Linked DNA regions of Mus musculus: region 2 is linked to region 1. Evidence: chromatin loops called from intact Hi-C (ENCODE). Cell type or tissue: heart. All regions are shown on one strand.

Region 1 (8,000 bases):
TAAATTTGGTGGGTATTCTATATAGCTATTACTGTTTAATGCTGTAGTCAGCAATGAGAAATTTCAGTTTCTCTGAATTAAGTAACTTGGGAAAAGGAGCAGATAGCCCTTTAAAGTCAAGAGCTTGGAGGCATCTGATTTTCAGGATTACCCGAGACAAACTTGAGTCACCTTTGGACACATTTAAGTCTTACCTCCAAATAAATCTCACAGCAGCAACGGATAACTACTTTATGAGGGATCAGAAGAAGGAACACATGTGAAGCTAAGCCTGTAATAAAGGCTAAGAAGACAGCTGTCATTGCCGTTCTTACCCACATGTAAATAAGGGTTCTGTCCTTGACATTAGCTTTGAAACCACAGCTATAGAAATATTTAATTTTGAGATCACTGATTCCAGCTAAATAGATAGAGTCCCCTAAACTGATGCTTAGGGCTGAGAGTGATATTTTCTTTTTTCACCATAATTAGAGGCCACAATTGGTACATGCTACCAGGGCCTAAAAATGCTAAGCATCTTGCTAGAGGTGAGACCTGATGAGGAATGGCCTAGGGTCAAACCTTTAGCTCTGTAGTTGAGCACTTGCCTCACAAATGTGTGTCACTGCTACACTACTCCCAGTGCTGCAAAACCAAAACAACTCTTTAGGATAACAGAGAACTGGTCTAGTCTAGGTGCTACTACTATACCCCAACAGGAGAGCTGAGCCAAATAACCACAAACACTGGTCTTAAATCACCACAATGCTTCATGTGTTGGTCTTCTGTTAGTATTCAGACCCACATTTACTGTTGAGTGTACCAGGATTCATGAGGGGTTATAAGTCAAGTGTGGGCTCCAATTTTCAACAGAAATGTAAAAGGATGCTACCAGATGATCCCAGTCAAACCTTAAGAATGGCTTCCTATAGTTAAAATGTTTCTAAGAAACAAAAATTCAACACTTTTGTTAACAGGGTCATATAGCCTTTCCTGCTGGCACTCTGACTGCCACCTCCTTGTCCTCTCTTCTCTATGATATCCAGACTTACCCTTCCTTCCAGCTCTAACAAGACAATGCTTTAATGCTTGACTTCTTTCTGCTTTCTGCTCATTCAGATCTATTTTTGTGCTGCTTTCCAACTTCAATCTTCCTATTTCTTCCGCTGTTAGCTTCACCCTACCCTTCAAACCTGATTTCTTTAGGGTTTTTTTTTTCAATTTTTTTTTTTATTTCTACAGACAATTTGCTTTTGTTCCTCTAAAATGTTTTGAGGATTTTTCTGCTGTAAAGGAACCCAGGCACATGGGAAAGCTTTAAAACTTGTGTTCTAGTAGTTTACAAAAGCTTCCTGCAGCACTAACTTAAAAGGAAATGAAGAACGCTTAAAAGCATTTTGTTTCTGGTTTCTGCTTTGTAGACACGTAGTTCTAAGAAGAAAGCAGAATGTTTTGTTCATGTACTTCAGCAAGAATTTATAATTCCTTCACTGCACAGCTGCTGGGAGGGCTGGTTTATCACACTGGGAGATGCCTTCAGCACAGCTAGCCCTACTTCCATCATTTGGCTTAGCATAGGGCATTTTCTAATGAACTACTGGTCTACCATTTAGAAGGTCGACAACACCTTTACTTGTTAATAATGACTAAGAACAGTGCTTACCATGACATTGTGGAGAGGTAGCTCCAAAAAGGCACTGATGAAAAGTGGGGAGGTTGGGTAAAATATATTGGAAGACGGCAGAGTGAGGTGAGGGAAGTAAGGAGAAGCCATGCAGTGGGTAACCTGGAAGGTTCTAAACAGTTCAAGAAAGAAGCAGTAAGATATAAACAGGTTTAAATAAAGGAGAAAGGATGTCTGAACAGAAGCCTCTGAACTGATGCAAATGTCAGGAAGGAACTTAGTCTAGGAATCTTTAGAGAGTGGATTTACCAAACAGTAGGGTCAGCACTTGGACTGCTGATACCAAAGGTTCCAACTTTGGTTCCCCCATTACTACTTGAAAGCTTTAAAGATATGTACTCATGGCAGTTCCCCTGTGACCTGAACATGGAAAAAAGCTTTCACTACAGCAACTCTGTACACATAATTCCATTCTAATGCCGTGTGTGTGTGTGTGTGTGTGTGTGTGTGTGTGTGTGTGTCTGTGTGTGTGTGTGTGTGTCTGTGTGTGTGTGTGTGTGTGTGTGTGTGTGTGTGTGATGAGTCTGAGTGGATATCAGAATATATTCTTGGATATTGTTCCACAGGTGCTGCCCACCTTTTATTTTAAGACAGAATCTCTCACTGACCTGAAACTCACCATGTGGGCTAGGTTGGCTGACCAGCGAGGTACGGGGATTATCTGGCCTCCACGTCCCGTGAAAGAAATGGAATTCAGGCATACTTGGCTAAACTCAAGTTCATGTTCATGGCCAAGCACTTTGTTGATGAAGCTCTCCCCTCAGTCTCATTCCCAGGTGTTTTGTTTGTTTTTTCTTTTTTTAAAACAGGGTTTCATACATTCTCCAGATTTCCAACTCAAGGAGAAAAGCAAAGACATACACATCTACTCTGATGAAGTTTTAGGATTTGACATAGAGAGAGTCACAAAGAACTCTGAGGCAAAACTAAATTGACTGAATTAATAGCTTCACGTTCACTGGCAAAAGTGTTCTCTCATTGCTGCTGGCAAAGTCTGGCCACTGTGGGGATCCTCCTCTTCCTCCTTTTCCTAGACATTGCAGGTCATCTATACTCTTACATAAATCCATATCTGGGCCAGAGAGATAGCTTAGCTGGAAGAGACATTTGCTGACAAGCCTGCTGACCTGTGTTCAATTCCTAGGTCCCACATGGTAGAAGAAGAAACTCAACTCCAAAAGTTGTCTTCTGGCCTGTGTGCTTGTGCTCATGCATGTACATACACATATACAAAATAAGTTAATACAATTTTAATAAAAAAGTAACAAATCTTCAATATCCTTATATCCTCAATATTCACTGTGCTCCAGTAAACTGTGGATAATTCATTGGGATCAGTAGCATAGGTGAAATCCTCGTAAATGTGATAACACTCGCCCTGCTGTGTGCCAGCAGGACAAAGGACAGTAGAGTCAGTCACAAAGCTGTTTGTCCTTCCTACCCAGGTCAGCGGCAAGTTTACTGCCCTTGCCACAATGTTTTCTCACCACATTTCTTAACTCTCTCAAATCCAGATTCCTCCATAAGGTAGGAATGGACTTAGTGTCTCTCTGGATCAACTGACTATATTTTACTAAGGTAATTTAAAAGGAATCAGCTGAGGCTACCCTTCCTCCCTCTTAGAAGAGTCTGCTTTTACTACTGCTGTGAAAGCCGCCCTCCTTCATGCTCTTGAGAGGTTGATTATGTATGGCTCTGCCCATATAAATTTGCCCTCTCAGTGTGCCATGGCATTATGGTCCTTGGGTAATTACTGACCACATGAGATACTTCTAACAATGGCAGGCTAGGCCTGGGTAAACTACATGATCATTAATTAGCATTAGAATTTGAACTGAATTTCACCTGAATTGCTTTTGCTCAGAACAGTTAGTTGGCAAGCAGCTTGCTTGACTTGTTGAGATTTTAAGTCAACCCATTTTGGGAACCAAGGGTGGCACATTTGAAACAGTCAGACACTTTTCTCCAGGACACAGCCCTTGTAGCTTCCACATCTCATTAGGGACTGAAAAATCACACCTGCCCTAACTGAATCTGAAGAAAGTCACTCTGCTTCCCAAAATTCATATGGGAATTTTAGTTCCTTACAACTTAGCGTGCTGGTTGGAGAACCCTGAAAGCTAGAAAAGGCATGGGTTTGGGAGGTTTTGTTTGTTTTGTTTTGTTTTGTTTTGTTTGCTAAATTGCATTGAGAAGAAATGCTGGTCAAGAGCCCCCAGAACACCGTGCAATGTTCTGATTCAACACTTGAAGGACACTACTGAAGTTATAGAAAACACCACTTTGACCCAGGGGACACTGTCATAAAGGCATCTCAAAACCAGTCAATAAAAGCAGGACATTTTAACCTTGCCTTTTCTTCCTAAAAATAGGAAAAGCACACTCTAGTGTGAAGGACAACTTCCGCAGACCACTTACATAGGAACATTCTGTGTCTAAGGGTTTCAGCATGGAGAGTTCTATACAGCCAAACCTGCCTAAAACACCCCTCTATCCTCTAGTCCTCCTCACACAATTTACTTCTCTGTACTGCGTCTCTTGGCTGAATCTACCACAAGAATATGTTTCTCCTTCCTTATGACAGGTCCAATGTCATGTGAAATTCATATTTCTTCATCTCATTCAATTACCATTACCTGTGTCAACTCAATACTCATGCTCAGCTCAGACTTTAAGCCGGTAGAGTACAGGTAATGGTTTGCCTCCCCTACATTATAAAATCTCAAGACATTGAGACTCAAAGAGAGGCAGGAAGGCAAAGAGACAGACAGGCAGGCAGGCAGGCAGGCAGACAGGCAGGAAGGCAGGTAGGCGCACACACACACACACACACACACACACACACACACACACCTCTTTCCTTGTTCTCTGCCATCACAGTCCTCCCATTCCCTCAGATTCCTAGTTCCCCTGGTCTCCTGAATGCTGTCTCCCACATCAAGGTGCTACATACAAATAATCGTAGCTCTAGGGAGAATTGTGAACGGTGGCTGGCTGGACAAGGAGCTCCTGGAATCTGTCCAACTGCACTTCCCTAGCACTAAGACAACAAGTTCAGAACTACCATATCTGGCCTTTTAAAAATATGTTCTCTGACCATCAGACTCAAGTCTTTCATGGCAAACACTTGAATAATGGAGCTATCTCTGCAGTCTGAGATACCTTGAAGATATGGACTACTGTGGAGGTTAAAACCTTCCCACTAAGCCTGCTGCAAAATTAAAGCATCTTTATCAAAAGATATCAACTTGTCTCCTATTGTGCACTTCATTTGTTCACTAGTTATTGAACACCAAAAAATTGTGTATGCATTCTAAATGATGGTGATGATTTGACAATGAATGAAGTGAACACGACCTCTAACCCCTGGGGACCATGTAATTTTCATTTCCTGGACAGCACCTGCTGCTTGGATTTTTGTTATTGAAAAAGCTGCCTCTCTTTATCTTCCCATGAAGCAGCACAGCGTGGAGAGGGTGCAGATGAAGTCTGCGGCATGAGGGAATTGAGCGTGGTGGGATGGTGCTTAGGTCTCTGGGTTTTAGAAGTGAATTACATTGAATCAGTCTTAGCAATCGGTATTAGCTCTTCATAATCCAATGCATGAAGCAAATGTTTTGAGGTTATTTATTAAGCTCCAGGGGTTTAATAAAACTGGACAATTGCAATATAATTGTAAACTAAATAGATGCAGCTCTGGTTTTGTTAGCTCATAGATAAGTAAAGAGCACAGACAGACCCCAGAGCTAAATGTCTGAGCACAGGCTGAAATGAGTACCTGGGACCGTGACAGGTGGAGTTAGTCCTTCCTTTCTCAACACTGGGGTAGCCACAAAACATGCAACTCTCTAGGAAGAATCGGGAACTAGAGAAGCAATTTCCAATCTCCAATCACCGCAAATGATGTGTGGTATCAGTCACATGATTAGGGACAAAATCTGCTTCATAGGTCAACAATGACAGACAGAAAAGCCTTGCATTTTTTAAATATAGAATCTTCGAAATACCATGTGAATATTTCAAGATATGAAGTCTTACCTTCTAGACCTTGTCTTTGATTTCATGAAGAACAGATGAACTAAAAACACCATTGTCTTTGGTTGTAGGAAAAGAAACTTCAGGTTCCCAGTGATAACTTCTAACCCCAACACCAGCATGACACAGCCACTATCAAATCATAGGTTTACACTACATACATACAACCATAAAAATATAAACTCCACTAATAGACCTTTAGAAGACCATTCATGCAGTGACCCGATTGCTTAAATTTTGTTCTCTGCTTCAGCACTTTGCAGACTATTTCTAGAACAATTGAAGATGTGAAAATATTTGAAAATGCTTTATTTTTTGTACGGCCCTATACATAAATTAGATTCCAATTAGTTAATTTTCATGCACGTGTGACTTTATTGAACTAATTAAAAGTTTACACATATAGAGTTGAGGAATTATCATCTCATTTTTGTCTTTGAAAATTACATATTTGCCTTAGTCAACTTAGACATTGTTTTACTGCTGTGAAGAGACACTTTGACCATTGCAACTCTTAGAAAAGCTTCTACTTGGAGATAGCTTATAGTTTCAGAGGCCTAATCCATTATCATCATGACAGGGAACATGGCAGCACATAGGCAGACTCTAGTGCAGTTGTTGAGAGTTTTGCATTCTGATCAACAAGCAAAGAGGGAGAGTCGAAACCTGGAATTTAGCCTTTGAACCCTTAAATCCCACCTCCACCCCCAGTGACACACTTCCTCCAACAAGACCACACCTCTTCTGATCCCTTCAAACAATTTTACTCCCTAGTGACTAAACATTCAAGTATATGAGTCTATAGAGGCCCATTTTTATTCAGACTGCCACACTTGACTGCAATGTATCTTGGCCATATCTACTCCTATTTTGCTCTCAACTCCCCCTGGATCCCTCCCTCCCCTAACAACATTCCCTTTCCAACACCATTATTAGTCTCTCTCTCTCTCTCTCTCTCTCTCTCTCTCTCTCACACACACACACACACACACACACACACACACACACACTCACACACTAACCCATTCAATCCAGTTAGTGGTGCCCCTATTTGCCTGGGTGTAGAATCACCCATGATATATCTTCAGTGGCCACCTCCCGAAAGAAAACCGACTCTTCCTCCTAAACACCCACAGCGTTCCATCTCTGGATGCTGACACGTCAGAAATCCTAGATCCTGAGCCTCCGGGTTCTTTCCTGGTTCTCATGGCTCCTGGCACTAACGGGCAAGGCATCCCATATCCTGAGCACTCAGTACATTTTCTTAGGATATTTAAAAGCCTGGGATTGACCAGGATTTTTTTTATTTTATTTTGAAAGGTACTTATTTATGTAAAGAGCTCTAAAAACAAGAAATCGGATTTGAAACAAAAGTAATAAAAATCTTTTTAGGAGCCTGATGTGGTGGCACACACCTTTAATCCCAGCACTTGGGAGGCAGAGACAGGCGGATTTCTGAGTTCGAGGCCAGCCTGGTCTACAGAGTGAGTTCCAGGACAGCCAGGGCTACACAGAGAAACCCTGTCTCAAAAAACAAAAAAACAAAAAAAAATCGTTTTAGGAAAAGAGATTATGTATAAGTCTTAGACTCTTACTCATTTCCAGATAATTTTGAATTACAAACTCTTTTTCTAAACAGTATTTTTCTAAATTTTTTCAATTCAGGTAGATATTCCCTTAAATATTAGCACTAAGTACACAATTAAAAAATATTCCTACTCTAACCAGATGCACGCTAGTCGTAGAGATCTACAGAAAGATGACCCTAGTTTCCGACAGGATTTCCTCAAATCCTATTTAAAGTGGTGCTCATCAGAGCTTTTTAATCCTGAGCTTTGGAAAGGTGAGCTGAGACGATTACTTCTGAAATCCAAGTTTCTTATTTTCCAGAATCCATTCAGCTTCGTGGCAAGAATTCTGTTGTGCTTTTTCAAAAACCTCTTGGAAATGAAAACTGAATAATCTTCATTTTCTTTCCCCAGGAAGCTCTAAGGTTCAGGGTTAATGAGCTGACCTCTCTGTCTACATTCATAGGTGGATGTAGTAATATTCACCCACAATTAACTAACATACAGATAATTCACATTAGTCTAATACTTTAGAATTTAGAATAAAGATCTTTCTGGTCTAGACTTGCACACAGAAAACTATTACTCAGAAAGGTTATTATTGAGTCAAGTTTCATAAAAATGTATCTCTACAACTGAAATATTTGACTGACCTCATACATATTCACTTACTACCCATAAAAATACATGCAAATATTTTTTGAAAACAAAACAAAAAGTCTTCACAGAAAATG
Region 2 (8,000 bases), 230 kb before region 1:
TGGCCATAGCAGTTTTCTTTTTAGGTTCATTTTCTTGGAATGTTTTTTTTTTCCTATCCCTTTACGCTGATGTCTATCCTTGATATTAGAATGTGTTTCTTGGGGTTTTTTTTGCATGTTTTTATTGGGTACTTGATAACTTTTATGTTGATAAATATCAATGAGCAGTGTGTATTAATTCTTGCTACTTTGCTGGTTCCTCTCTCTCTCTCTCTCTCTCTCTCTCTCTCTCTGTGTGTGTGTGTGTGTGTGTGTGTGTGTGTGTGTGTGTACTGCCTCTCCTTTGCTTGTCTGTGATTATTAACTCCTATGTTTTCTTTGGTATAGTTAACCTTTGTAGGTTGGAATTTTCCTTCTGGAACCTTTTGTAGGACTGAAGTTTTACATAGATATTTCTTACATATTTTTAATGGAATATCATATTTTCTTCATGTATTGTGCTTGGGCATTTTGCTGGTTTTTAGAATCAAGAAGTCAATTGTAACACTGTGTTTGTTTCTTGGTTTTGTTCCCCTTATTGCTTCTGGTAAATTGAATAGGTATGGCTCCCATAGATTCACATGTTTGAGTGCTTGGCCATAGGTAGTGGCACTACTAGGAGGTATAGCCTTCATGGAAGGAGTTACAGAGACAAAGTTTTGAGCTGAGACTAAAGGAAGGAACATTCAGAGACTGCCCCACCTGGGGATCCACCCCATATCTAACCACCAAACCCAGGAGGTAGAGCTTTATTGAAGGAGATGTGGCCTTGTTAGTGGAAATGTGTCACTGTGAAGGTTGGACTTTGAGGTTATATATGCTTATGCTACATTCAGCATGACAGTCTGCTTCTACCTTTGAATCAAAATGTAGAACTCTTATTGGCCCTTCTTCAGCTCCATGTCTGCCTGGAGGCTGACATGCTTCCCACCATGATAATGGACTAAACCACTGTAATTGTTAGCCAGCCCCAATAAAATGTTCTCCTTTGTATGAATTGCCTTGATTATAGTTTCTCTTCACAGTAATGGGAACCCTAACTAAGACAAATCTTTTAATATTCTTTCTTTGTTGTCTCCATTTAATGTTTTGATTATTATGTACCAATGGGAGGTCTGTTACTGGTTCTATTTGGGAATCTGTTTTAGTTTAGGGTAATTTTCTTCTGCTATTTTGTTGAAAATTTTTTCTATGCATTTGACTTAAAGTTCTTCTCCTTTGTTAATTAGTCTTAGACTTGTTATTTTCACAGTGTTCCAGATATTGTGCATGTTTTATTCCAGGAGGGTTTTGTTTTGTTTTGTTTTGTTTTGTTTTGTTTTGTTTTGTTTTGTTTTGTTTTAGAGTTAGCATTCTCTTTGACTAAGGTATACATGTCTTCTATCATGTCTTTGGTGCTTGAGATTCTCATCTTTGGTAGTCTAATGGTCAGGCTTGCCTATATGAGTCCCCTTTGAATTCTTAAATTTTTCTTTTTTCACACTTCTCTCAGTTTGGGTTTTCCTGATTGAATCTATTTTTACTTTTGCGACTTCAACTACTTTATTCATTTTTCTCTATACCATCATTTTGTGCTTTCACAGATTTCTTTAAGATATTCCTTTTTAAAATACTTCTATCATATACATAAAGGCTCTTTTAAGGTTTTTTTTTATTGTGCTTCAGCTACATTGCAAAACTCAGTGCTTTCTGTGGTACAGTTGCAGGGCTCTAACAGAGATATAGTATCTTGCTCTTTATTGTTTGTGGTTTTATGTTTTTGTTGCTGACATCAAGGCATCTGTGTTTGGGACAATTGTAATTCTAGGTGCTAATATCTGGTCTTTTCTTTGCTAGGTTGGTATATTGTTCCTTGGTTTCTGATACTCTCTATAGTTCTCAGAAGTGTGTGGTGGCTGTGTGGTGGCTGGTAGACATTATTTTGGGATCCTAATAAGTGTGATGACTGGGGGAATGTTCTACCAGTGTCAGCTTAGTCACCTGAGAATGGGGGAAGAAAGCAAGGAGAGCCTATAACAGGTAGCCTGACACCTGAACTCTTTAATAAAAATCACATTTAAGCTCACAGGCAGCAACTATCATATAGGTTACTTAGAACAGTTTCATATTGTTACATACTTTAATAACTTTAATGAGTGATGGCTTTAACATTAAATTCTATTTTCATTTTATGTCAGAACTGGGGATTGAATGAGGGCCTCATGAATTGCAAGCAAATGCACTCAGTATCTGAACTATAGCCTCAGCTCTAACGAATTCTTTTGCTAAGAGTAAATATGAAGTCCTTTGTTTACTAGACAATCTTCATGTCTTCATCCACAAAAGGTATATTTGCAAAACTTAAGGAATTTCCATACTTGTCCCAATACTTAAGGCATTTTGAATATAAGTTAAGATTTCATTTTGTGTTGAACTATTTAAATTAGAATTGTCTTATCCTAGGATTTGATATAAAAACATAATACATTGGTTAGTCAAAAAAATTGAATTGCATCAAATGTATACTTACTTAAAGGGCCCAAAGAATAATGAATGATTACACACACACACACACACACACACACACACACACACACACATATATATATATATATATACTCAATTTTCAATTATTTTTCAGGGGAGTAACAATCTTTCCCTACCTATGACAACTTGGGCTGAATCAAATAAAAGTTCACTTTTAAACTCAGAAATCAAACTTTATGATTTATGAGGAGTCATGTGCTCCACTATGAAAACTGCCATAGAAAGATGACATGTGATCCCTGTATATATCTTCAGAAGTTGTAGTACAGAAACCTCAGAAGGAAGACTTAGGCACCATGCAAAAGCACCAGCATATATTGCAAACATTTATAAAGCCAGGTTTGCGCCAAGTGGACTATTAACTGCTAGACAACAATGTTCTCATTTACAATGTGAAATAAGTGGGTCGTTTAAACTAGGTTAGAGCAAATCAAGATGAGAATAGGAGGGGGCAGATAATGTGAAAAGAGCAAGACAGAAGGAGTTGTGTACATCTGTTGGTAACTGCAAATGTCTGCAGGGTAGGGGGCTCAGTTCCTGCATACCTGAGCAGCTCTGAGAAGTCTGTGGGTGGGCCTCACCCTAGAGATGGGCTGGGAAGCAGGCAGGGTACATGCAGTTAGTGAAGAGAGCAAGACAGCTAATGCCCATTGAGGAAACAACTGAAATAAAATCCACATTTTGAGAAAGAGGTAGCCAGGGAAAATCTGGGGCATGATTCTTGAATGCATGGCAATAAGCAAGAAAGAGGGCTATTTAAAGAACAAAGGAAGTGGCATGCAGGGTATCTTGTACTCTTTGAAGAGGACTGTAAGGAATTTGTGTCTGGGATAGAATAGATGTCTACATGGACTCAGGAGCCTGAGAAGCAGAATCAGGTAATCTACAGGTGAAAGAGGGAAGGCATTCATTTTACTAAAATCTTGGAATGATGTTTGCAATATTTTTATTAATAATAAAGCTTTTAAAAAATCCATGAGATGACTTCAAATAGTGTGCCATGATGCTAAAATAGGAAAAATGATTTACAGAAAAGTCAACATTATTATTTTATTTTTGGCATTGGGATTTGAACCCAGAGCCAAGTGTATGTTAAACATGCATTTAACGTAATCTGTACGCACCCCTTACTTGCATATTTTTAGATGGTTAGACATGGTTATAGTTAACTACAACAGAAACTGAAGATCACTTGGGGGTCATAAAGTTTTCCTGCTTTTTATAAAATAACGAGGACATATTTTTTAGCAGAGAAAATATTCTTGGCAGCATTTTAACAACAAATATACAAAACTGAAATTCACCAGAAACCAGAAGCATGCAGGCTTAAGAATGTTAGCAGAAGAGGATCTTTTGGGATAAGCATGTTATTATTCAAACCCTGAGCTCTATCTAGCAGAATCTTTGTGAAAAGGGATGTACTGTGGGACAATAGTCATAGTACTGAGATGGAAAGGGCATGGACTGTCAAGCAACATCATGTTCTTGCATGGAGCACGCATTTTGCAGAACAAAAAGAAGTCCATTTTTCATCCTGTTCTGATCTTTTCACCCTCACCAAATGGATCCAAATACAGAACATGCATTAACTCTGGGATTCTAAAATGAGCCCTGAGTCATCCTGTTTCTTCAGGTTCAATCAACTCAGCTTCTTAGATTTCTCTTGAGCCAGGAAGCTTTACAGGCATCCATCATTTCTGATTCATTCATTCTTTTGTCTGGGATCTTAAAAGCTCAGCAGGTTCAGAACTGATGACAGTGTTGCAATTGTTTTCTGAAACCATCAAGTTCTTTTAGAGCATCACTGGGGTGCACAAGGATGCACAGCAATGAGCTGAGAGTGTGCTGACCACAAGCAACCTCATATAGCAGACAGAGTGCAGAGCCATAAAGGGAGGCTGGGAAGCATATTGCAAGCACCGTCCTGCTGCTGAAGGTCTGCAACCTAGTCTGTGTCTAGTCTTTTAACTACAATCCTTCACTCGGATGGCACTACAATGGAGTCTGTGTCTGAAACGCTTGCACCTACCTGCCCCCAGGGGGAGCTTAGCTTCTTACCATAGCTCCCCTGGCCAGCTTGGGTCTCACAACTATGCTCTGCACATGCAGAGCATTGCTTCCCTTTAGACAAGTTTGCTGAATTCTCACACTCCCACTTCCTGCAATATCTTTGGTAATTCTCTTTAATGAATGGAAAATATCTGGATCAGTTCCTTTTTGATGGAATACAAAGATGCTTTTCAAAAATGAAGCACTAAGAGGTTTGTAGTGAGAAGGAATTTCGAGCCCAGCCTACGCTGGGTTTCCAGAGCTCTTCCCCATGATTGTAACAGCTACTGCAACATGAATATAAACATAGACTTGTACTTCCCCTTTGTAAGAAAAATAAATGCATCTTTAATAACAGTACCAATGTTTTACATCTGTACACTATCCCCTTGCATAGTCAATGTCTTGCCCTAGCATAGTATATTTGTTAAAATGAAGGAATTATTATAGATATATTTTAAAATTGCTACCCACAGATTACATGATTGTTGACCACTTGTGTTTTACACTTACATGGATTTTGATACCTATGTAATGACACACATGTAATGACACACCATTTGCAATTTTTATACAGGATGCTATCATTTAGCCTTTCTAAGAGTCTCCTGTCCTTCATTCCTTTCACCTCTCTTTTCCTTATCCTCAATCCTCTGGCAACCACTAGTGCCGGTGTGTGTGTGTGGGGGGGGGGGGGGCGTTCACTTCTTCAATGTTCCCAGAAGCTTATAGGGCAGTTATAGATCTTCTATTTATACAGTAGTACTCAATTATCATTTATTCTATGTATCTAGGCCAGCTAACAGCTAAAAATCTCTGCACTCATTGATATTTGTTTGTTTATTTATTTATTTATTTATTTACTAACATCTATGTTTAAGGCTGAATGTAGCATTTCTCTATTCTAATTTAAAAAAAAACCATTAGTGGCTGAATATAATATTTAGAAAGTGTTCTATAAATTCAGCTAAGCAACAGTAATAAATTTCTTTCTAGGGCCCTAGACATCCATAACCATGGATTTTTGACTGGGCTTTCAGTACTAGGCATTGAAGTCCCTTGAGGGGAACAGTCCGCAAATCCAAGCAGAGAATTGTTGGTTAGTCCCACAGCAGTCTTGCCAATATTGCACCAGTGAACTTAGCCATGCTTGGAAAGGCAGTACTGCTAGTTCATAGGTAGTTCATAGTTAGGGTTCCTCTTGCTGGGATAGAACACAATGCCCAAAGGTCACTTGCGAGGAAAGGGGTTATTTTCTCTTACAGTTTGTAGTCCATCATGCAGTGAAGTCAGGTCAGCAACTCAAGAGAGGAAGGGACTCTTGAAGTTAGGGACTTGTCATAGCTAATATTTAATATCCATTGAGGGTTTCTACCCTGCCTTGGATCATTTAGTTCCCAGATAAAAGATACAAAACCTTTATATTTAAGATAAGCCTTTAAAGCACTAGAGCTCAGCAGATATCATCCCTGTATGCTATTATGCCTACTTCGTGCCCTCCGACCGCCAGCCTTGAGCTGGCTGAACACGTTTCTGACACTGGAGCCAGGCATCTGGCTTTGCTACATTTATGTCTTCCTGCCAGAGAACTGAGAACTGCCCGCTCGCTCGCTGAGCTGCTGAAGAGCCTACTTTGCAACTCAGTTCAGCTGAAACAGCAACAGAACCCAGCCGAAACAATGGGATAGGACCTTGGGTTTTCCCATATATATCCAAGAGTCTTAAAATTTGAGCCTTGATCAGAGAACATTCTCATGGCTCATTATTTCTCTCGCCATCTTTCCCAGCTTTCCTTTCGGGAACTCAGTAACCCTTGGGTGCTGGCTGCTACACTACTTCCCTGTCAATAATCCCAAGTTCTAATTTGTCATGATTCCCCCCCTGGGTTTTTCTCCAATTGGCCAGCCCTTATGGCCATGTTTTCATGATTCACCTACCTCATGGCATCTTCTCTTCTCCTGTCTTCTTTCTCTGCTCTTGTTGTCCTGCCTCCTATTTCCTGCCTAAATCCTTGAGTGATCAGCAATTATTGACAAGGCAGAGAATGAATAGTAAGAATTGTTTACACAAATGAGATAGGAGATTCTTGGTATAAGCATTACAATGCTTTGTCCAGATTGAAACAAGATATGAGAGCAGAGAACTCTGCACTTGAATAACCCAAGGGTAAACTTTATATACAGTGTATAAAACCATTATGCCTATAGGGACTGAAGACAAAGCCACCACAGCTTGCTTGCTCTTCATGGCTTGCTCACCCCATGACCACCTGCCCAGGAATGGCACCACCCACAAAGGACTAGGTCTTCCCACATAAATGATCCATCAAGAAAATGTTCTCACAAACTTGTCTACATGTCAGTCTGGTGGGGCATTTTCTCAGTTGAAGTTCCTTCTTCTCAAATGGCTCCAACTAGTATAATGTTGACAAAAACAAACAAACAAAATCCAGGACAACAGAGTTTGCAGCTACATAAGACTATTAAGGCATGATTTTCTTTGTTGTAAAGCACGTGTTCTGAATATCAGGTTAGATCTTCCTGCTCACACAGTATCCATTTTACCAACAGGGCCCTAAGCTACTGTTTTTTATTTGTTCTTATAGTTTTGCTATTTGGAAAATGTGAAATACACTCAGAGCACAATCTTTTCAAGCATATGTTTTTCATAGCAATATGCATTTAGAACTATAAATTTGCTATAGCTTAGTGGTTCGTTTCCCTATACACTGAAAAATAATCCATTGTATTCTTTATCGCTTTTTAGTCATTCATCTACTTAAAACTTCTTGATTGTTTGTAATTCAACAAATATGAATAAATCTGCTATATGTATTTGTGTATGGAGTTTTATATAGATATGTTATTCTTCTTGGTGAGTGTGTGTGTGACTGAGAGAGAGAGAGAAAGAGAGAGAGAGAGAGAGAAAATGACATTCTACTGTCTCTTCTAACCCCCCTTCCTTGTTTGACACAGTATATCTTTTCTCCATTTTACCTACTGAGTCATCTATCACCCCAACTATGCCCATATTTTATTCATATCAATAATGAATGCTTTTATAAATATTTACTTATTTTTATTTTGTGTATAAAAATTTGCCTGCATCTATTTATGTGCATCATATTCATGTCTGATACCTACAGAGCCAGTTTTCCAGAATTGGAGTTCTAAATGGTTGTGAGCTGTCATGTAGTTTCTGGGAACTTAACCTGGGTCTTCTGTAAGAGCAAATGCTTTTAACCACTGAGCTATCTCTCTAGATCCATGAATATCTTTTTGTTCCATGTGATAACATTTGGTGTCATCAGCTATCTATCTATCTATCTATCTATCTATCTATCTATCTATCTATCTATCTATCTATCTATTATCCATTTATTTGGTTTTTCGAGACAGGGTTTCTCTATATAGCCCTGGCTGTCCTGGAACTCACTCTGTAGACCA

Evidence for each region. Peaks named below come from ENCODE experiments on the same cell type or tissue, not always from the same donor. Only the 100,000 strongest peaks of a DNase experiment are listed, where the experiment ranks them.
Region 2: it touches region 1 in a loop (22-fold over the local background); 10 of 42 quality-filtered maps call a loop at or near these places.

Annotation. Positions count from the first base shown.
Region 1 is chr4:15,328,788-15,336,787 of GRCm38, reverse strand. No RefSeq gene overlaps it. Among named protein-coding and RNA genes, the nearest start is that of Gm29829, 15 kb to the right of the region's middle. In heart, no CTCF peak of the experiment used is centred here; no DNase peak of the experiment used is centred here.
Region 2 is chr4:15,559,596-15,567,595 of GRCm38, reverse strand. No RefSeq gene overlaps it. Among named protein-coding and RNA genes, the nearest start is that of Gm24317, 180 kb to the right of the region's middle. In heart, a CTCF peak has its summit at 4,544; no DNase peak of the experiment used is centred here.